2 separate regions of the Homo sapiens genome follow, and region 2 is linked to region 1. Evidence: read pairs that join two places in POLR2A ChIA-PET (ENCODE). Cell type or tissue: PC-9. All regions are shown on one strand. Links, peaks and the distances in the headings refer to the core of each region. The heading gives the core; the rest is flanking DNA. Region 1 overlaps MCM6 (minichromosome maintenance complex component 6). Region 2 overlaps DARS1 (aspartyl-tRNA synthetase 1).

Region 1 (17,012 bases), core at 6,316-11,315:
GAGATGGTGTTTCGCCATGTTGGCCAGGCTGGTCTTGAACTCCTGACCTCAAGTGATCCATCCGCCTTGGCCTCCCAAAGTGCTGAGATTACAGGCATGAGCCACTGCATCCGGCCCTTTTTTTCTATCTAAATATAAGTCAGAGAAGTTTTGTTTGTGGAAGGGATTTTTAGTTTTCTACCTGTTTTGTTTTGTTTTGTTTTGTTTTGTTTTGTTTTGTTAGGGTCTTACTCTTGCCCAGGCTGGAGTGCAGTGACAGCATACATTGCCTACTACAGCCTCAACCTCCTGGGCTTAAACGATTCCCCACCACAGCCCCGAAATTAGCTGGGACTACAGGCGCCTGCCACCATGCCCAGCTAATTAAAAAAAATTTTTTTTTTTAGAGATGGGGTTTTACCGTGTTGCCTGGGCTGGTCTCAAACCTCTGGGCTCAAGCAATCCTCCCGCCTTGGCCTTCCAAAGTGCTCGGATCTTCCAGAGTGATCAGATTACAGGCATAAGCCACCACACCCAGCCTAATTTTCTGCTTTAAGGAATGCCTTGTGTAACTTTGCATAGCACTTTGTTGATGGAGTTCAGAGAGTCGACAGTTCCACAGAAAAATGTTTCTTTTAATAGCACAGTGTTCTTTTTTAAGAAAATTGTTTTTCCTTCTTATTGGATTTATGAACTAAGCAGCTGTAAATTGCATTCAGCATCTTATTTAATCCACATGAATTCAGTTAACATATATTTATTCAGTGCTGGTCACTGTAGGTGATAGAAAAGTGTTATGAACCATTTCCTCAAACTCTTCACAGAACTATAAGAACTGGCATTAAAAAGGACTAGCAAATGTGGTAGGCCTTGGTGGACATAGTTCATTTATCAGGAGAGATCTTTGAGGGCTAAGGCATTGGGTAAGGTTTTGTGTAGGAAGTAGGACTCATGGACAAGTAAAGGCTCTTAGGATGGTGAGCACTGGCACGGTGACATCTGTGGTGTAGGAGAAAACATTGGAACAGTGGTTTAGGTGACTAAGTCCACAGAACAAGAACCAAGATCGGAAGCCAGGTGTTATTACTCCAGTTTTATGCTTTGCTTTAGCTGACTCTGCCTTTCGGTTGGTAAACATGCCTTTACTGTTTCTTCTGAAAGTGTTTAACTTCATGTTGAAAAATTAGTTTTTCATCTGTAGCTTCTTTTCATTTCAGGCAATGATGAAGTAAAACGGGGTGTCCTGCTGATGCTCTTTGGTGGCGTTCCAAAGACAACAGGAGAAGGGACCTCTCTTCGAGGGGACATAAATGTTTGCATTGTTGGTGACCCAAGTACAGCTAAGAGCCAATTTCTCAAGTAAGCGTTTGCCTGATACAGTGTTGCAGGAAAAAGTGTACATAGTTCCCAGGCTGGCTGTGCTACCAAGAATGCAGTCAGTATGGCCTTACTAGGAGTGTAAATTATGACTATGTTGAATATATAATTCTCATAGATTAAAGTTATGGCAACATTGTACAATTTTTTAGAATAGGGAAAAATTGCCTGTAATACCAATCTCACATTGAACTGTTTAGTCTTTGTATAATATCTTTGTAAAATATATTTGTATAAAATTTTATACAAATTTTATTATTTGTATAAAATTTTATACAAATTTTATTATTTGTATAAAATTTTATACAAATTTTATTATTTGTATAAAAATATGAATTATGTATTTTCATTATTGTAAATCATATTATACATACTTGTAATTTCAATTTTCTATAAACATTTTTTCCATGTTTCTTTTCGCATGGAAAAATCTCATGAGTTTGTCATTTTCACAATTGTCTTTTTTTGTTGGTATACTATAGCTTACAAAATCATTTTCTTAGCCCTGTTAAATTTAACAGGATAGTTTATTATAATAATTACCGATATAGATGCAGTGAACATCATAATGTTATATACATTTTTTGTTTGTTTCCTCTGGGTAAATTGCTAGATACAGGATTGTTGAGACTAAGAATACAAACATTTGTAAGGTTTTAAAATAGGATGTACTGGCCGGGTGCCATGGCTCACGCCTGTAATCCCAGCACTTTGGGAAATCAAGGCGGGCGGATCATGAGGTCAGGAGATGGAGACCATCCTGGCTAACACGGTGAAACCCCGTCTCTACTAAAAATACAAAAAATTAGCCAGGTGTGGTGGCGGGCGCCTGTATACAGTCCCAGCTACTTGGGAGGCTGAGGCAGGAGAATGGCGTGAACCCAGGAGGCGGAGCTTGCAGTGAGCCGAGATTGCGCCACTGCACTCCATCCTGGGCAACAGAGCAAGACTCCGTCTCAAAAAAAATAAAAATAAAATAGGATGTACTTTCCAAAGGGAATGCTGCTATGAGATATTTTATGTTAACTTTGTCAGTGTGAACACAATTTTTGACTGTTTTTAGAAGCTATAATAAATATTTGATTACTTTCAAACTTTTAAGAAACTTAGGGCCCAAAATAAAAGCAACAAGTTTCTGAGCACCTGCCATGTTCTCAGTGCTGTATATGTGTTATGTCTTACTCTAGCAGCACCCAGACAGGCATGTGTATTATTCCCTTTTTTTTTCAGAGAGTCACAACCTCTCCAAGCCTACAAGAAATTTGCCCACTTTCTTGTAGGTGAAAGGTGACACCGAGCCATGAATATTAAAATTCAGATACAGTTGCCTGCAAAACATGTGTACTTCATACTACATCAAGCTGCCTTTTCTTTGTTTTGGAAATTTGTAGCATAGTACCATTTTAGAATATTGAACATTTTTAGTTGGTTTGGAGTTTTATGATTAAATATTTCTTTTGAACATATCACAGACTGAGTTTTAGATTTTAAGATAGTAGTCCTGTGTTACAAAGGATTCTTTTTTTTTTCTTGTCATTCTTTCTCCCCCCTCAAAAAGAAAGATGTACTACAATGTTGCCTCTGGTAACAGTGTCATGTGGTATGTGACAGTCTTAGTGGATTCCATAGCATTTTCTATGTATAAAATCTGTATATAATGATAGTCGGAGTATCCCATCTGGCTGCCTTTTTTTCTTGCCTAATTGTCCTTGATTAGAGCCATCAGTATAATGTTGAATAGAAGTGGCAAGAGCAGACATCCATGTCTTATTCCTGATCTTAGGGGCAAAACATTCAGCCTTTCACCTTTAAGTTTGATGTTATCTGTGGGTTTTCATAGATGCCCTTTGTCAGGTTAAAGAAAAAACCCTTTATTAGACTTAGGAAAACCTCCTCTATTCCTGGTTTGTTTGGTTTTTGTAATGAAAAGGTGTTGGATTTTGTCAAATGCTTTTTCTACATCTGTTTAGGTGGTCATGTAGTTCTTTTATTAATTTAGCATATTGATTGATTTTCAGATGTTAAACCAATCTTGCATTTCTGGAATAAGCCCCATATCTAGTTTTGTTTTGTTTTATTTTTAATTGCAAGACCTTCTGATAGATGATTGTTGCTGTTTATTACTATTAAAGACTTCTTTTAAAATTGATGTTTTAGCTGGGCGCGGTGGCTCACGCCTGTAATCCCAGCACTTTGGGAGGCTGAGGTGGGTGGATCATGAGGTCAGGAGATCGAGACCGTCCTGGCTAACACAGTGAAACCCCATCTCTACTAAAAATACAAAAAAAATTAGCCGGGTGTGGTGGCGAGCGCCTGTAGTCCCAGCTACTCGAGAGGCTGAAGCAGGAGAATGGCATGAACCCAGTAGGCAGAGCTTGGAGTGAGCCAAGATCAAGCCACTGCACTCCAGCCTGGGTGACAGAGCAAGACTCTGTCTAAATAAATAAATTAATTAAATTAAAAAATAAATAAAATTGATGTTTTAGGCTAGGTGTGGTGGCTCACGCCTGTAATCCCAGCACTTTGGGAGGCCAAAGTAGGTGGATCACCTGAGGTCAGGAGTTCGAGACCAGCCTGGCCAACATGGTGAAACCCCATCTCTACTAAAAATACAAAAATTAGCCGGGCATAGTGGCGCACACCTGTAATCCCAGCAACTCGGGAGGCTGAGGCAGGAGAATCGCTTGAACCCATGTGGCAAAGGTTGCTGTGAGCTGAGATCACACCACTGTACTCCAGCCTGGGCGACAGAGCAAGACTGTGTCTCAATTAAAAAAAATTGATATTTTTATCAGGTATTAACTCTGAAAATACAAAAATTAGCCAGGCGTGATGGCCCACACCTGTAATCCTAGCTACTCGGGAGGCTGAGGCACGAGAATCGCCTGAACCTAGGAGGTGGAGGTTGCAGTGAGCTGAGATTGTGACACTGCACTCCAGTCTGGTGACAGAGCGAGACCCTCTCAAAAAAAAAAAAGAAAAGCCGAGGGAGAGAAACCTTCCCATTTAGTCTGTGGCATGTGTCTTCATGAATTGCTTAAGCTCTCAAATGTTCTTTCAGTAATTTAAACTCTTCTGCTGGTTTTCCTGGGAAGGGTGCTGTATAATCACATATTAATGAGTCTTTATGTGATAACCTTGAACAGGCACGTGGAGGAGTTCAGCCCCAGAGCTGTCTACACCAGTGGTAAAGCGTCCAGTGCTGCTGGCTTAACAGCAGCTGTTGTGAGAGATGAAGAATCTCATGAGTTTGTCATTGAGGCTGGAGCTTTGATGTTGGCTGATAATGTAAGAACATTTTACACTCTTCAGTATAAAGAAGTCAGAATACCCCTACCCTATCAGTAAAGGCCTATAAGTTACCATTAAAAAGATGTCCTTAAAAACAGCATTCTCAGCTGGGCGCGGTGGCTCACACCTTTGTCCCAGTACTTTGGGAAGCCGAGGTGGGTGGATCACCTGAGGTCAGGAGTTCGAGACCAGCCTGGCCAACATGGCGAAAACCCATTTTCTCTACTAAAAATACAAAAATTAGCCGGGCATGGTGGCGGGTGCTTGTGGTCCCAGCTACTCAAGAGGCTGAGGTGGGAGGATCACTGAGCCCAGGAGGTGGAGGCTGCATTGAGCCAAGATTGTGCCACTGCACTCCAGCCTGGGTGACAGAGCGAGACTCTGTCTCAAAAAAACCAAAACAAAAAAAACCCAGCATTCTTTAGTAAATAATTCATAGTTTTCTTCATCTAGAATTTAAAATTGTGATAGTTGATCAGCATGTCCTGAGCACGTGTGTTTGCTGTTACTAGTTTAGATCGGTAGATGTGTATATAAGTTATAGGTATAAAATCAATCCTGAGTTGACACAAGGTTTTGATGTTGAGTACAAGTACAGTAAGTGTATATTTTTAGTTATGCTCTTAGTTTTAAGTCAATTGTGTGGTTCTTTCTAGCTTTAGGATCTGTTGAATTATCTTCCTTAGAAAAGGGAGTTAAGAATCTTCACTTACCTATCTTCTACTTGTTTGGAGAATAGAAGAGTCCCTGTGGTAGCAGACTTTGTGAGTTTACTTGTAATTTTCCATCTGAAAGACTGTTCTTGTTTTTCGTGATGAAGTCTTGCTCTGTCGCCCAGGCTGGAGTGCAGTGGTGCAACCTTGGCTCACTGCAACCTCTGCCTCCCGGGTTCAAGCAATTCTCCTGCCTCAGCCTCCCGAGTATCTGGGATTACAGGTGCACACCACCACACCTGGCTAATTTTTGTATTTTCAGTAGAGACGGGGTTTCACCATGTTGGCCAGGCTGGTCTCGAACTCTTGACCTCATGATCAGCCCACCTCAGCCTTCCAAAGTGCTGGGATTACAGGTGTGAGCCCCCACACTCGGCCGTTGTTGTTTTTTAAGAGACAGGGTCTCACTCTGTCACCTAACCTGGAGTACAGTGGCAATCATGGCTCACTGTAACCTCAAATGCCCGGCCTTAGTGAAGCGTTCTTCCTGCCTTGGCCTCCCAAAGTGCTGGGATTACAAGTGTGAGCCATGCATCCAGCTTGAAAGACAGCTTCTTAGGCTTGATTTGTTTGGTTACAGGGTGTGTGTTGTATTGATGAATTTGATAAGATGGACGTGCGGGATCAAGTTGCTATTCATGAAGCTATGGAACAGCAGACCATATCCATCACTAAAGCAGGAGTGAAGGTATGTGTTATCTACTTCTGTTCTGCTGCATCGTCCATAGCCTTGTTGATTAATGTAGTACTAGAGAAGTTCACCTGGATAAAATTCATTACTTCAGTGTGTAATGCTGTTCATTAAAATGGAAAATACAGCCCTGAGAATTATTTATTGAAACTATAAATGTTGTTTAGAGTACTGTGTAAATGTATTGCCATGATAATAGAGGAAAATGTCCATGAACAAAGCTTTTATTTTCTTTGATAAAGCATGCTCCAATTATAACAAAAATAACCAAAGATCAACAGATTGATTATATATGTATATATTTATTTATATTAACAGAGTATTTAAATGAAAATAAGTATGACAGTATAACCAACACTAGGGAGAATCTAAACTTTAAAAGCTACAGATTCAAGTAGCTTTTAAGCAGTACACAATTGTAAATTGAAAAGACAACTCTTTCCCTGCAACTCCCAGCAACAGTAGATACTTAGAGGTATCTAATGGATAAAAAGGAATTTTAGGAGGAGGAAAATAAGGCATCTATTGAGTTTGTGCCCCTTTTAGGAATATTTTGTACATAAGCATAATACTGACAATTTCATTCCTGCTGGTTTAACTTCATAATTTTATTTTGGCAATCTTTTACCAGCACATATTAGATCAACTTTGGTTTTTTATTAATTTCCCATATTCAATTGTGTATACCACAGCTTGATTCTTTAGACTCCTGTTGAGTGACATTTGGTTCATTTTCAGTGTTTTGTATTACAAACAAAATTGTAGTAAGCATCCTTGAACGCAACATCCTTTTATATTTGGCTATAAGAGAAATTTCTAACAAATTGATGTCTTCAATGGTGTGCACATCATACCACCAAAATCACATAGGAGTTCCTGTTTATGTGAAAAAGGGTATGTCATTATTTTGGTTTGTGTTTAGTTAATTATGGGTGAGATTGAACATGTTGTTATATATTTATTGGCTGATGTCTATTTAAATCTGTTAAGATTCTTTCTTTTGTGGTCAGGCTACTCTGAACGCCCGGACGTCCATTTTGGCAGCAGCAAACCCAATCAGTGGACACTATGACAGATCAAAATCATTGAAACAGAATATAAATTTGTCAGCTCCCATCATGTCCCGATTCGATCTCTTCTTTATCCTTGTGGATGAATGTAATGAGGTAACCCCATGAGCTTCCTTTTTTATTTCCAGTTGGAGTAATCGAGTGAGACAAGGCTGGAAGATACACTGCTCAACAGCTGGTGCATGTATGTGCACCAGCCTTTGATTTCCCTCAGGGTGGCACAGGATCGGACAAAGGGTTTAGTAAGCAACTCAAAATAAAGTCATTTGAATTGCCTCTTCCACTTAATTGTGTTCAAGAATTAAGTTTTCAGGTTTTGTTACTATTTATTTCTCAAAAGGAAACAAGTTACAGTTAACTTCCAACCACACTTTTTATTTTTTTAAACAGCCTCTCACTGGAGACTGGGCTGGAGTGCAGTGGCACAGTCTTGGCCTACTGCAACCTCCACTTCCAAGGTTCAAGCGATTCTTGAGTCTGAGCCTCCCAAGTAGCTGGGATTACAGGCATGTAACACCATGCGTGGCTAATTTTTATATTTTTAGTACAGACAGGGTCTCACCATGTTGGTCAGGCTGGTCTTGAACTCCTGGCCTCCAGTGATGCACACCCACCTCAGCCTCCCAAAATGTTGGGACTATAGGTGTGAGCCACTGTACCTGGCCCCAACCACACTCTTAAGATTTTTATACAATTTTTTGTTTTGTTGATTGGGCTTTTATTTTATTTTTCAGTCACCTTGAAAAAAACTGGGATGCCAAAGAAATTTCTTTTCTTCTTCTTTTTTTTAATCATGAGTCATTTATCTTTGTATTTTTTCCTATCAAGTTGCTGAATGTATTTTACCTTTTTTTCTCACTTTTAAGATTGAGTGAAAAAATGTAGATTTACTTGGATTCTGATATGTTAGTTTAATTATTAGAGTTATGTGTACTTAAATATTTAATAATGCACTTCAGATGCCCACAGAACTATAAAATGACAGTTTGTAGGAACTAATATTTTAGGCTGTACTTTTTAAATCATTCAGCATTGAGGTTCTACATTTTATTGGGTACAGTGCACAGCTCTTTGTTACAGTGGAACTTTAAATATTATCTAAATAAAAGTAGCCTTCCATTTTGTGAGTGTTTGGAGGGCTTGGATTTTTATTTATTTATTTTTTAAAGACAAAGTCTTACTCTGTCACCCAGGCAGTGCCACAGTCATAGCTCACTGCAGCCTCAATCTCCTGGGTTCCAGTGATCCTCCTGCCTCAGCCTCCCAAGTAGCTGAGACTACAGCTCTGTACCACCATGCCTGGTTAATTTTTTCATCCTTTTGTAGCAACGGCAACAAGTTCAAGACCCGTGTTGGTCTTGAACTCTTGGCCTCAAACCACCTTACCACCTCAGCCTCCTGAATAGCTAAGATTGTAGGCCTGCACCATCACACCTGGTTTGGTTTGGTTTGGTTTGGTTTGGTTCACTTTTTTTCCCTTCACAAGAGAGACATATTTAATTACCAGATAATTGAGTTGTCTGATTTTCATACATTTATGTTTGTTCATGATTCATTAAAGTAGCTTTAGTAGCAGATCAAGTTATAAACCTTTAAAAGATCAATTTATAAACCTTTAAAACATTCAAGATTTTTTTAAAACTGTTTTCTTTAGTTTTGTTTTGTTTTGTGACGGAGTCTCACTCTGTTGCCCAGACTGGACTGCAGTGGCACAATCTTGGCTCACTGCAACCTCCGCCTCCTAGGTTCAAGTGATTCTTCTGCCTCAGCCTCCTGAGTAGCTGGGATTATAGGCGTGTGCCACCACGCCTGGCTAATTTTGTGTATTTTTACTAGAGACAGGGTTTCACCATGTTGGCCAGGCTGGTCTCAAACACCTGACCTCAGTTGATCCACCGACCTCAGCCTCCCAAAGTGTTGGGATTACAGGTGTGAGCCACCGCGCCCGGCTTGTTTTGTTTTTGAGACAGGGTCCCACTCTTTCCTGCAGTGGCGTGATCATGGCTCACTGCAGCCTCAGCCTCCTGGGCTAACACAATCCTCCCACCTCAGCCTCCCGAGTAGCTGGGACCACACATGTACACCATTGTGTCTGGCTGACTTTTGAGTTTTTTGTAGAAACAGGATTTTGCCATGTTGCCCAGGCTGGCTGCAAACTCCTGAGCTCAACCAGTCTGCCCACCTCAGCTTCCCAAAGTGTTGGGATTATAGGCATGTGCCACCATACCTGGCCAAAAAGCCTTTTCTTTTTCTTTTTCTTTTTCTTTTTCTCTTTTTTTTTTTTTTTTTTTTTTGAGATGGAGTCTCGCTCTGTTACCCAGGCTGGAGTGCAGTGCTGCCGTCTCACCTCACTGCAACCTCCGCCTCTCAGGTTCAAGTAATTCTCCTGCCTCAGCCTCCTGAGTAGCTGGGATCACAGGCGTGTGCCACCATGCCCGGCTAATTTTTGTATTTTTAGTAGAGACGGGGTTTCACTTTATTGGCCAGGCTGGTCTCAAACTCCTGACCTCAGGTGATCCCGTCTTGGCCTCCCAACGTGCTGAGGTTACAGGCGTGAGCCACCGGGCCCAGCCTGTTTTATTTTAGTTATTTATTTTGAGACAGGGTCTGGCTGTATTGCCCAGGCTGGAGTGCAGTGGCATGATCTCAGTTCACTGCAACCTCTGCCTCCTGGGCTCAAGCCAGCCTCCCACCTCAGCCTCCTGAGCAGCTGGAACTACAGGTGCAGGCCCCCATGCCCAGCTAACTTTTGTATTTTTTGTAGAGACCGAGTTTTGCCGTGTTGCCTGGACTGGTCTTGAACTCCTGAGCTCAAGCTATCCACCAGCCTTGGCCTCTCAAAGTGCTAGGATTACAGGCATGAGCCACTGTGTTCCGCCCAGACAACTTCTTAATTAGAAATAATTTCAAGCTTACAGAAAAGTTGCAAGAAATGGAATAGTGCATAGAACACCCATATACCCTTTACGTGATTCACATAATAACATTTTACCCTGTTTGCTTTATTGCTTACTGTCTGTATATATCTGCACACTTTTTTCCTGAACCATTTGAGAGCAAGTTGCATATTTTGGGGTCTTTTTTTTTTTTCCAGTATTCTGGGATGAATATCTTCAAAATTTAGTGGCTAAGAGCACAGTCTCTGAAGCTAGACTATTCAAATCCTGGCTCCACTACTTAACTGTGACCTTGGATAAATTACTTAACCTTCCTAGGCCTCAATTTGCCCATGTATAAAATGGGGATAATATCATTTACCTAATAAAATTTTTGTGAGGATTGCATAAGTTAATTCTTCTAAGACCTGCCTAAGAGAACAGTGTCTCATACACTGAGGGCCCTATAAATGTTAGTTCTGCTATTTTTGTTGTTTTGTTTTTGAGATAAGGCTTACTCTGTTGCCCAGGCTGGAGTGCAGTGGTGCAATCATGGCTTCACTGCCCCTTCAACCTCCTGGGCTCAAGTGATCCTCCTGCCTCAGCCACCTGAGTAGCTGGGATTACACATGTGCACCACCATGCCCAGCTAGTTTTTTTGTAGAGACAGGGAGGGTCTCAGTTTGTCGCCCTGACTGGTCTCAAACTCTTGACCTCAAGCTCTTCTCTCACATCAGTCTCCCAAAGTGTTGGGATTACAAGTGTGAGCCACTGCACTTTACCCTACTATTGTTTTTAAAGCCAATCAATTCCTTCAGGTATAGTTTTAGAGTGGGGCAATGGTATACATTTAAACGTTTGATTTTAAATCCACCTGTTCCCAAACTTTCATCAGAAACTTGGTACCCATTAATACTTCTTTAAGTGGTATATTAGAGCTTGTTTTTGGCGATAAATCATTTCTTATTGCCTGGGATAGTCTGGAGAAGATATTGCTGTGACTATCAAAGTGATTTTTTTGTTTTGAATTAGGTTACAGATTATGCCATTGCCAGGCGCATAGTAGATTTGCATTCAAGAATTGAGGAATCAATTGATCGTGTCTATTCCCTCGATGATATCAGAAGATATCTTCTCTTTGCAAGACAGTTTAAACCCAAGGTAACCTACCCTTTTGTACTGGGATAAGGTATAATGGGTATATTAAAGTGGAATTTAAGTAAGTGTGTTATATGGAAATTAACTGAACCTGTCATCTACCTTAGTTCCTAAATTTTACAACTTTTTTTTTTTTTCTGGAACAGCAATTTGTTTTTTCAGAGAGGGCTGAGAAAGGGAACTGTAAAAAAAATTCTGAATAATTCCATTATTTGTTTGGTGGTAATAAAAAGATTTGTATGGGAGAAGAGTTTTGGATAACTGGATAATCTAGAACATTCTTTTATTTCAAACATTACTAAGAACGTTAAAATTGTTTATGCGCCTAAATCAATAGTTGAATCTTTCTTTGAAGGAAACATTGGATTCATCTAGGCCATTATGATAAATATAAATTACTGTTTTACAGTGATTGATGCATTGTATTGGACTAACTCTGTTCTGGACCCAGGATTCTTACCTGGACATAAACCCCCAAATGCTTGGCATTTTCCCAAAATAGGGTATGAAAAGGAAAAAAAATACTCATTCTGGTTGAGATTTTCACACTGTTGGCTAACTTGACTTCTGGAAGGTGTTACTAGGTATTGATCATTTATCATCTTCACTTGATTATTCATGAGATTGCAGTTGGCTCTCACTGTCCCAAAGAAATTTAATCATTTAAAACTAAGGATTATGGGTGATTCTTGTGTAAAAAAGAGCATCTGTTCTCCATTACTGCATACTGATATACTGATCCCTCTGTAACCTTGGCATGCTTCCTTAATATGGTGAATTCCTTGCTCTGAAAAGCTGAGGATCCTTTAGATATAAAGTTTATTGAAACAGCTTTTTTTTCCCTGCAAAGAGTGTGAGTTAATTAATTGAGCCTCAAATACTGAGCATTAATTTATTTAATGAGCACTGACATCCTGAGGTGTAAAAGACATTACATCTTGTTCCATTGCTTCAGCTTGTTAAGCAGCTTTTAGAAATGGTCATTTGCTTAAATACTAAGCCTTTTTTCAGGTTCATAAAATTAGTAACATGGAATTCACAAGCCTCCTTAATATTAGTTTCTTTTGAAAGACATTACAATAGTAATTTATTGTCACTGGCTTCTCAAAGTTTCAACCCTCTCAGGTTCCCTAAATGTTTCCACCTGGAAGGCTCTTAAACTTAGGTTTACCGTAGCTCTCATCAAATAGAAATGTTTCTCTAACTTGAGTGATGATCTGAAACAGATTTCCAAAGAGTCAGAGGACTTCATTGTGGAGCAATATAAACATCTCCGCCAGAGAGATGGTTCTGGAGTGACCAAGTCTTCATGGAGGATTACAGTGCGACAGCTTGAGAGCATGATTCGTCTCTCTGAAGCTATGGCTCGGATGCACTGCTGTGATGAGGTATCAGAGTCACTTTGATATGATGAGAGCAGAGATAAACAGATTTGTTGCATGTTTTTAATCTTTGGTATGGGACATACTAGAATTCACTGCAAATACATTTTTATGTAACTGTTGAATGCTCATACGACCATGGAATTCTTCCCTTTAAAGAGCTTGGTAAGCATTTGAGTGTAGTTGTTAGACGGAGACGATCACGTCATAGTTTATAGAGTGCATAAAGACGTAAGTTACCATTTAATACCTTTCATTCAGGAAAAATGTACTTAGACCCTACAATGTACTAGTAGGCCTCTGCGCTGGCAATACAGATAAGATAATGTAGCCCCTGGCCTCAAAGGAACTCTCCTCCTTAGGTTGCATTTGTATAATGTTTGATTTTTAGATTGTTCTTTGAGCCCTGCATTCCACGAGGATAGGTCAGTGGGTATTAACGAGGTAAAAGGGGAGTAGTACGAAAGGGCATTCAAGCGTCCCATCTTCGCTTCAACCAAAGCAGCCCTGCGTTTTCCTAGTTTTATTAATAGGTTTGATGTAAGGTCGTCTTTGAAAAGGGGGTTTGGCTTTTTTTTACAGTGTGACTGAGGTATAATTTATAAAAAGGGAAATGTATGGCATGGTGAGTTTTTTCACATACATCCTTGTGAATACCCAGCTCAAGATCCAAAACATTTCCATAATTTCAGAAAGTTCCAAACCCCTGCCTCTTTTCAGTCTTAGCCCTCTTCCCCTGAAGTAACCACTGTTCCGACTTCAATCACTACTTTTATCCCACAGGTTAATTTTTTGGCTTTTTTCCACTAAATTTTCAAATTCTTTGATATGGTACTTTACTATTGACGAAGTACTTTCACACTAGGTTATTTAATATTCTTTGATTCACCCAATATTTAGGGAACACCTGTAGGGGACAAAAAATGAATGAGAGCCCCTGCCTTCCATTGCTGCTAATCTGGTGGGAACGAGACATGTATTTAATTAAGCATGTAAAAAATAGAGTGGGTGATGAAATAATCTATATACTAAATCCCCATGACACACAGTTTACCTATGTAACAAACCTGCATGTGTACCCCCGAACCTAAAATATAAGTTGGAAATTAAAAAAAAACGAGAGGGAGAATAGAGCATCACAACCAGAGTGCTGAGATGAATTACTTTATTACCAAAGAAGGAGGAGGACTCAGGGAGGTGCCGACGTTTAAACCCAGTCACTGAAGGGTGTGCAGAATTTGGATAGGCAAGATACCCTGGGACAAGGTCATTCTAAAACCATGCTAACATTTGTACTTTTTTTTTCATTGTGATAGTTCCTGAAATGAGTTGCATAAAACTGGTACATGTCTTAGGGCAGTCTCTAATTGATTTTTATTTTGTTCTATTTTTAAAAATTAGTCTTCAAATAGCAGATTCACATGATATTAAAATATATGCACATAAATTATATACACAAATATATTTTCTGAATGAAATTTAGTATCTGCATATATTTAAGAGCTATTTCTGTCTCATATGTTCATAATCTTCATCCATTAAAAAAACTTTTGTTAGGCCTTTCTCACTCTAAGATTATAAAAAATTCTCCCATTATTTACCTAGCTAGTTTTCTAGTTGTTCCAAAACCATTTATTGAACAATCCATCTTTTTGACACTGGTTTGGCATGCCTTAATTATATATTCTTGTGTGTGTTAGGATCTCCTTTTGGACTTTCCATTCTGTTCATTGAGTCTTATCAGCTCCTCTTACATTGGTACCATGATGTTTTAATCTATGGGGCTTTGTAGTTTAAATGTAGGGCTAGTTCCAGCGCATTGTTCTCTATCAGCTGTTAGGAACTTAGAAATCAGCTTGCTCTGTTTTAAAGAAAAACCTGGTATTTTTTTATCAGTATAACATTCTATTTATATTAACTTGAAGAATTGAAAACATCTATGATTTTTCCTATTCAGTAACGTATCACTTAGAATAGGTTAGGTTGTACTACTATAAAATCTCAGCTGCATAAAACAATTTTTTTTTGCTTGTGCTACACATCCATTAGGTCATCAAGGGACTCACCTTGTCAAGTTACTCAGAGATTCAGGCTGATATAAAGGTTTGATCTTGACATACGCTTTCATGATGACAGAAAGCAGGGAAGAGAAGGTGGTGAGCCATGTGCTTTCTCCCCCTTCTATCCAGAAATGACACATACTCACATTTCATTCGCCAGAGAAATTAACATGGCCCCTCCTAAGTTCAAATGGATAGAGAAATGCCTTCCTACCAGGTGCCCAGAATTAGAAGAGCAAACATTTGTGAACAGTTCTGAGTACCACAAATACCGTTATCTTTCCACTTAAGTCTTCTGTTTCACTCAGTAGTGCTTTAAACTTTTCTTCATATGTTTTTCAGTGTTTCTTGTTGAATTTCTTGATATTTTATCATGTTTGTTCGTACTGGGAGTAGCCTTTTTTTCCATTTCATTTTCTGGCTGGTTTCATTGCTGGTTGTTTTTTTGTTTTGTTTTGTTTTTGAGATGGAGTCTCACTCTGTCGCCCAGGCTGGAGTGCAGTGTCACAATCTCGGCTCACTGCAACCTCTGCCTCCCAGGTTCAAGCGATTCTTCTTTCTCAGCCTCCTGAGTAGCTGGGATTACAGGCATGTGCCACCATGCCCAGCTAATTTTTTATATTTTTAGTAGAGATGGGGTTTCTCCATGTTGGTCAGGCTGGTCTCAAACTCCCAATCTCAGGTGATCCGCCTGCCTCTGCCTTCCAAAGTGCTGGGATTATAGACATGAGCCACCGTGCCTGGCCTAGTTCTTATGGGATGTATATGTCTTTGGATTCATATGATATGTATATATGTTTATATTTCTACAAGTACATACCTAGGAGTGGAATTGTTGGGTCATAGGTTAATGCATGTTTTTCTGCCAAACAGTTGTGTCAATTTCTGTTTTCACCGCTGTGAATGAGAGTTGTTCTACCTTCTTGACAACACTTGATATTGTCAGTCATTTTAGCCATTCTGGTGAATTTATAGTGCTATTTCTGTGTGTGTAAGAGAGAGAATGAGAGAGGGTGTTTGTGAGAAAACCAAAGCAACACTGTGAGAGTGTGTGTGTTTGTGAGAAAACCAAAATACATACTACTGTGATTTCATTGGGAGAAAATCTGTTTGGTATATCAAAAAAAGTAGCTTAATTACTTCATCATTATTGGTTTAGGTCCAACCTAAACATGTGAAGGAAGCTTTCCGGTTACTGAATAAATCAATCATCCGTGTGGAAACACCTGATGTCAATCTAGATCAAGAGGAAGAGATCCAGATGGAGGTAGATGAGGGTGCTGGTGGCATCAATGGTGAGATACTTGTTCATGTGACTGTTTTGGAGTTAGGGACCAAAACATTTTCTGAGATGTCATGTGGTAGAAGTACACCTGCTGTTGGCTAATAGTCTATGGTAGCAAAACGGAAAAAGCAGATACTGAATTCTATTCACTGTTTACAAGTTAAAATGAAATTAAATAGTTGATATAAAATATATATACTTGGCTGGGCACGGTGGCTCTCGCCTATAATTCCAGCACTTTGGGAGGCTGAGATAGGTGGATCACAAGGTCAGGAGTTTGAGACCACCCTGGCCAATATGGTGAAACCCCTTCTCTACTAAAAATGCAAAAATTAGCCAGGCGTGGTGGCGGCTGCCTGTAGCCCCAGCTACCTGGGAGGCTGAGGCAGGAGAATCACTTGAACCCGGGAGGCGGAGGTTGCAGTGAGCTGAGATTGTGCCACTGCACTCCAGCCTGGGTGACAGAGCGAGACTCTGTCTCAAAAAATACATAGATATTTGAAAGACTAAAAGAAAAGGCAGCAAAATGGTGATAATAGACATAAATCCCCTGGGTTTTACCCTTATTTGTATTGTTGTTTTGCTTCTGAATTGAAAACATTTTTTCAAGCACATTAGAACAGAAAAATACTAGAAATTTTATTTATTTTGAGATGGGGTCTCATTCTGTCACCCAGGCTTGAATGCCTTGGTACACTCATGGCACTGCAGCCTTAACTTCCTGGGCTCAAGCAGTCCTTCTCCCTATCCTCTCTAATAGCTGGGACATATGCCCACGCCACCACTCCTGGCTAATTTTTTGAGAATTTTTTCTAGAGACAGGATCTCGCCATATTGCCCAGACTGGTAGAATTTTTTATTTTGTATATAATACTGCAAGTGGACTTTCAGATTGTGAAATCTTTATATCTCTGATCCCTCACGTTCCTCCCAAGTTAGTTTTTGTCTTTACTAGTAGAGTTTATACATTTGCTTCTAATTTATTTGAAAATTCTTATATGCTATGTATAACTGTATGCATGTTTTTTTTTGTTTGTTTTTTGTTTTTTTTTATTTTTGAGATGGAGTTTTGCTTTTGTTGCCCAGGCTGGAGTACAATGGTGCAATCTCATCTCACTGCAACCTTTGCC
Region 2 (5,000 bases), core at 1-5,000, 95 kb before region 1:
AGAGGGGGATGAGGGAGAGATTGGTCAGTCTGTTCAAAATTACAGATAGGAAGAAGAGTAAGTTCTGGTGTTCTCTTGCACAGTAGGGTAACTATGGTTAACAATATTGCATATTTCAAAACAGCTGGAAGAGAGAATTTGGGAAGTTCTCACCACAAGGAAGTGATAAATGTTTGAGGTGATAGATATGCCAAATGCTCTGATTTGATTTTTACACGATGTGTACATATATGGAGACATCACACTGTACCTCATAAATATGTACAATTATGTGTCAATTTAAAAAAAAAAACTTCATTAATGGCATACTTTTTGAAAAGATGAGACGGAGTCTCACTCTTGTTGCCAAGGCTGGAGTGCAGTGGTGCAATCTCGGCTTACTGCAACCTCTGCCTCCCAGGTTCAAGCGATTCTCCTGCGTCAGCCTCCTGGGTAGCTGGGTAAATTACAGGCGCCCACCACCACGCCCAGCTAATTTTTGTATTTTTAGTAGAGACAGGGTTTCATCATGTTGGCCAGCCTGGTCTTGAACTCCTCACCTCAGGTGATCCACCCGCCTCAGCCTCCCAAAGTGCAGGGACTACAGGCATGAGCCACCAAGCCCGGCCAGTAACCTAACTTCTTAAAGGTAACAGTTTTATACTCGTTGAATGGTTAAGAAATACATAAATACTACAATAAATATAGCATTTTACCTTGAAAAAAATGTGCAGTTTGCTTGTGGAAGTGGGTATCAAAAGAAAGGCAGTTTGTAAGTTATTTTGAAGTGATGGAAGGAACAGTGTCTGAAATCAGAGGGAAAGTTGTAACACCAGATGTGGATGGGTATGGCTCATAACATGAGTTACAAGTAGATGTTTAAGGTGTGTGCATTTTGTATATTCCTGCATGGCCGAGTGCACCCAAGTGTTGTTGTCTGCATTGACCGAGTGTTCTCACTGATGAAATCTGGCATAGGCAAAAGCAAAATTCTCATTATACTCAAATTGTTCCCTAATGTGTCAACGATGTTGAAACAAATTCACATTTTCAAAACAAGCTTTATAGCAAAACTGTACTCTTGAAAGTGACAACAGGGTTTGCTAGTGAATGGATAAAACATGAATCTTATCTGTTTGCTTACAACTTATGTGTGGGGGTAAGGAAAATAATGAATTAGAAAATTACTGGTTTGAGAAACTAAGTGGAAGTGACACCATTAATCTGGAATAAATTGCCAACATGGACTGAGAGTACACATGACCCACTCTTTGGAACTGAGATGGGCTCATCTTCCCATATGGCACTTGGCCAAATATAGAGTAGACACCAAAGAGGAGTGAAGCTAGCCCCTTTAGCAAAGAAGAAGGCAAGTCCATTGGGCAGGCAGCCAGTAGTGTTTCCTAAGCTTAACTATATCGAGTTAATTGAAGAGAAGTTCCAGGCTTTTGAGTTTAGAAAAAGCCCAACAGGTTGTTTTACCCAATAATCCTCTGATTATAATTTCCACCAATCTGCCTCCCCCAGGCTGCCTCATTTTCCGTTGGACCTCATCAAGACTTCTAGTCTTTTTATCCATCTCCACATTCTCTCCCAGTCTTTTCAGCCTCTTCCTGACCTCATGTGGCCCCATGCTCCATTCCTGAAACTACGCTCTGCACCTTTATCCACTGTTCCCCGCCCCTTTGTTTCTCTTGCCCCACAAACACCCTACAAACTCCCCTGTCCCAAAGACTCCTGATTCCATCATCTAACACCAGGCTAGAGTATCCTGTGTGTTCATGGCATGACAACTGATTCCTATTCCTCAGCTGGGCCCACTAGTGTATATTCTACTTTATAATGAAAATAGAGGTTTATGGGCTGTGCCTGTGTTTTCGTTGTTTCACTGACCTCTTCAGGATCTCATTCCTCTTTATCTCTTAGTTTCTAAGTATAATTGGAAAGGCAAAATTTGGAAAGCACTGAGTTCCATTGCTTAGTATTCTACCACCCTTCTGTTATTATTAAAAACAGTACATCACCAACATCTAAACCAATTCTAGTGAGTTCTGTTGCTTAAATAAAACAAAAATCTTTACTTAGAAACTTGAGGATCAATGAAGCATGAGATAATTCAGAAGAATATTTAGTTAGTAACACATTCTCTTTGGGAAGCTAGCAGCTCAGTTAGTGAACGAGCTAACTATTCTGCCAGAATCTGGTTTGGAAAATAGTATGGAGAGAAATATGTCTGTGAGGAAAAGGCCATTTCTAATCTCCATTTAATTTTAATTCTGTCTTAGATCAGTTGTTATATATAAAATGCTTGGAGCTAGAGGAGTGCCTTAGGACTATTTGTTTATTTTCAAGATGTTTCGTTTCCATTTTGAATGTTACTGCCCAAAGAGACTGGACATTAAAGCATGTGAACTCATACACAACAAAGTGGGAGAAACAATGGTGTTTATATGTTAATTCCATGAAGCCCTATATTTAACTCTATTCCCTCTGGCCATATACCAGGTGGAAAAAAGCAAGGACTGTGCTATTAAAAATATCAAATCAGATAGTTCCAGCTGGGGTTTCTTAATCATTTAAAAGGCAAAATATGAGGTCACTTTTAATATCTTAAGTAGATAACGATCTTAGCATTTACTTTAGATATTAAATCTGAAGTGCTTATCTTTTGCCTTACTGGCTAGACAATACTACTAGCAGTTTCTAGCTTTGGAGTATTTTCCTTAAAAGAAACATTGGAATTTAATACGGAGCCAACTATTTTGCCTCAAATTGTCTGTCTTAGGAATATCCAATTCATCAATAGAGTAATCTAAAAAGTTGATTCACTAATTGGATTTAAGTGCCACAGGACTCTTCACACATTATTTTAATCAATTTGTTGGAAAGATCAATTTTCTCATGGATGAATGCATATAAAAATGAAGCAATTGAATGAGTTACATAGGAAGGTTGGCACATCTAATTCCCTAGAGGTTCTAGGAACAGGTTCTTAATTATATATCTGAAATGGTTTGAGGTTTTTAAATGAAATTTGTCTAGAAGCAGGAAGATGCAATACCCATCTATCCAGGCCTGTATTTCTGGATCCCCATCTTATCTAATATTTAATAGTTGATCCTGAAGTTGAGATATTATCCCTTTATTCTTTTAAAAAAAATTTTTTTGTATGTGTGCCATTTTAAAGTAATTAACAGAGTAGTTTGTGTTAGTTTTGGTTAAGTGTTATAAAGCCAGTTTTTTTTTAAAGGAAGTCCTGGAGGCCTTTTTGTATTGACTGTTAGAGAGGACAGTGAGTGTAAACACAAGTTTTTAAAGTTTAAAGTTACAGTGCCCACTATAAAGGACTACAATTAATGTGAAAAGTAGTTTTAAAGTTAAAATTTATATATCGCTGTTTGTGCTTATATAATACTTCCCACTCTCCCCAAACATAGAGGTATTCTGATTCTGAAAATAAGCCTTTTTTAGTACCATTATGTGTATACATATATATTTTATTTTATTTTTCTTTATATTAGTCATTGTGGTTAAATGATTTATTGGTAGCTGATGAGTCACAAGTATGTTTCTCATTCTCTAATGAGTCACCTAGCTACCTACAAGTTTGTTTATTTTCTTTCCTTTCTAGATCTTTCACCTAAAATAGGTGTTTTACTAGTTGGTAGGTTAAAATTTCAGTTTGCTACATTAACTTTTTTTTTTTTTTTGGAGACGGGAGACGGAGTCTCGCTTTGTCACCTAGGCTGGAATGCAGTGGCACAATCTTGACTCTCTGCAGCCTCTGCCTCCCAGGTTAAAGCGATTCTCTACCTCAGCCTCCCGAGTATCTAGGACTACAGGCACACGCTACCACGCCCAGCTAAATTTTTTTTGTGTACTTTTAGTGGAGACGGGGTTTCACCATGTTGGCCAGGCTGCTCTCAAACTCCTGACCTCAAGTGATCCACCCGCCCTGGCCTCCCAAAGTGCTGAGATTACAGGCATGAGCCACTGTACCCAGCCTACATTAACTATTAGATCTGGAAAATACCAAAATAATACTCAGAAGAAGTCTCATTGATTTTTACAAACTTGTATTTAGCACGTGCTCTGGTCCAGGTACTCTGCTGGGCTTGAGTATGCAAAGATTTATGTGTGTCATATATATCTTAGGAGAAGCTTAATTTTGGGAGAGGGCAAGGGAGATAAACAACTGCATGCAGAGGCAGGGTATACAGGTGCTGTGATAGGAGTGTATATTGTCTGTAGTTGAGGCCCAAAGAGAGGTGTGCATGTGGATACCCCTTGAGCATCCATATGGATAAGTTGGTGAATGTAGGCAAGGCCATTATACTGTTGTGTATTGCAACTCCTTGAACAGTTGCACCTACATTTTATACCTCTTTGTTGGAACAGGGTATTTATCTGTTAGAGGAAAAACAGCTTCTATTTTCAGTCCTGTCCACTGCAACATCTGTATTGAAAATTTGGATAATGCTAAAGGTGTGCTAAGAAAAAAAACGGGTCTAAAATCTGCTGTCAGAAATTTTCAGATCGTTTGTGGGATTAATTCTCCTGGGCTAAATATAACTTTGTATAAAACAATATGAAATTATTATTTAAAGATTTTGCTGAATTTCTACTAAGGTTGGCAACAACAGCAAAACATCAAGATACATCAGTGTTACTGGGGAAGGTAGTATGATTCCTGGACATTTGGGAAACTATTACTAAAGGGCCTATTATTTTCAGTTGTTGTTGTTTTTTTGTTTTTTTTTTTTTCACAGAAACTATAAAGCAATCTAGCAGCTCATGAGCTTCTAAGAATGAAAATGTATTATTTCATAGTGAGCTGATGATGCATTCTGAGATATTTAAATTTAGTTCTAATTTGTCAGTCTGTAACAGAACTGTCTAGTGCAATAATCATTAAATGATCTTATTAGCTATGTGATGGTAGTCTAATTACTTAACCTTGTAGAGTCTCAGTTTTCTCATCTGTAAAATGTTGATAATACCTACCGTGTAGGCCTTTGTGA

What was found. ChIA-PET counts read pairs that join two places held together with the same protein. Peaks named below come from ENCODE experiments on the same cell type or tissue, not always from the same donor. Only the 100,000 strongest peaks of a DNase experiment are listed, where the experiment ranks them.
Region 2: POLR2A ChIA-PET joins it to region 1 with 5 read pairs; 4 of 35 experiments call an interaction of 5 or more read pairs at or near these places.

The regions. Positions count from the first base shown.
Region 1 is chr2:135,846,933-135,863,944 of GRCh38, reverse strand. MCM6 (minichromosome maintenance complex component 6) reads left to right here. Exons shown (of 17, transcript NM_005915.6): 8 at 1,197-1,338; 9 at 4,503-4,644; 10 at 5,941-6,048; 11 at 7,062-7,217; 12 at 11,030-11,158; 13 at 12,382-12,543; 14 at 15,757-15,892. Among named protein-coding and RNA genes, the nearest start is that of LCT, 18 kb to the right of the region's middle. In PC-9, for the core only: no CTCF peak of the experiment used is centred there; no DNase peak of the experiment used is centred there.
Region 2 is chr2:135,947,567-135,952,566 of GRCh38, reverse strand. The region is part of intron 4 of DARS1 (aspartyl-tRNA synthetase 1); the gene reads left to right. Among named protein-coding and RNA genes, the nearest start is that of DARS1-AS1, 35 kb to the left of the region's middle. In PC-9, for the core only: no CTCF peak of the experiment used is centred there; DNase peaks (open chromatin) are centred at 2,936, 3,226 and 3,666; H3K4me3 peaks cover 2,089 bases; H3K27ac peaks cover 3,452 bases.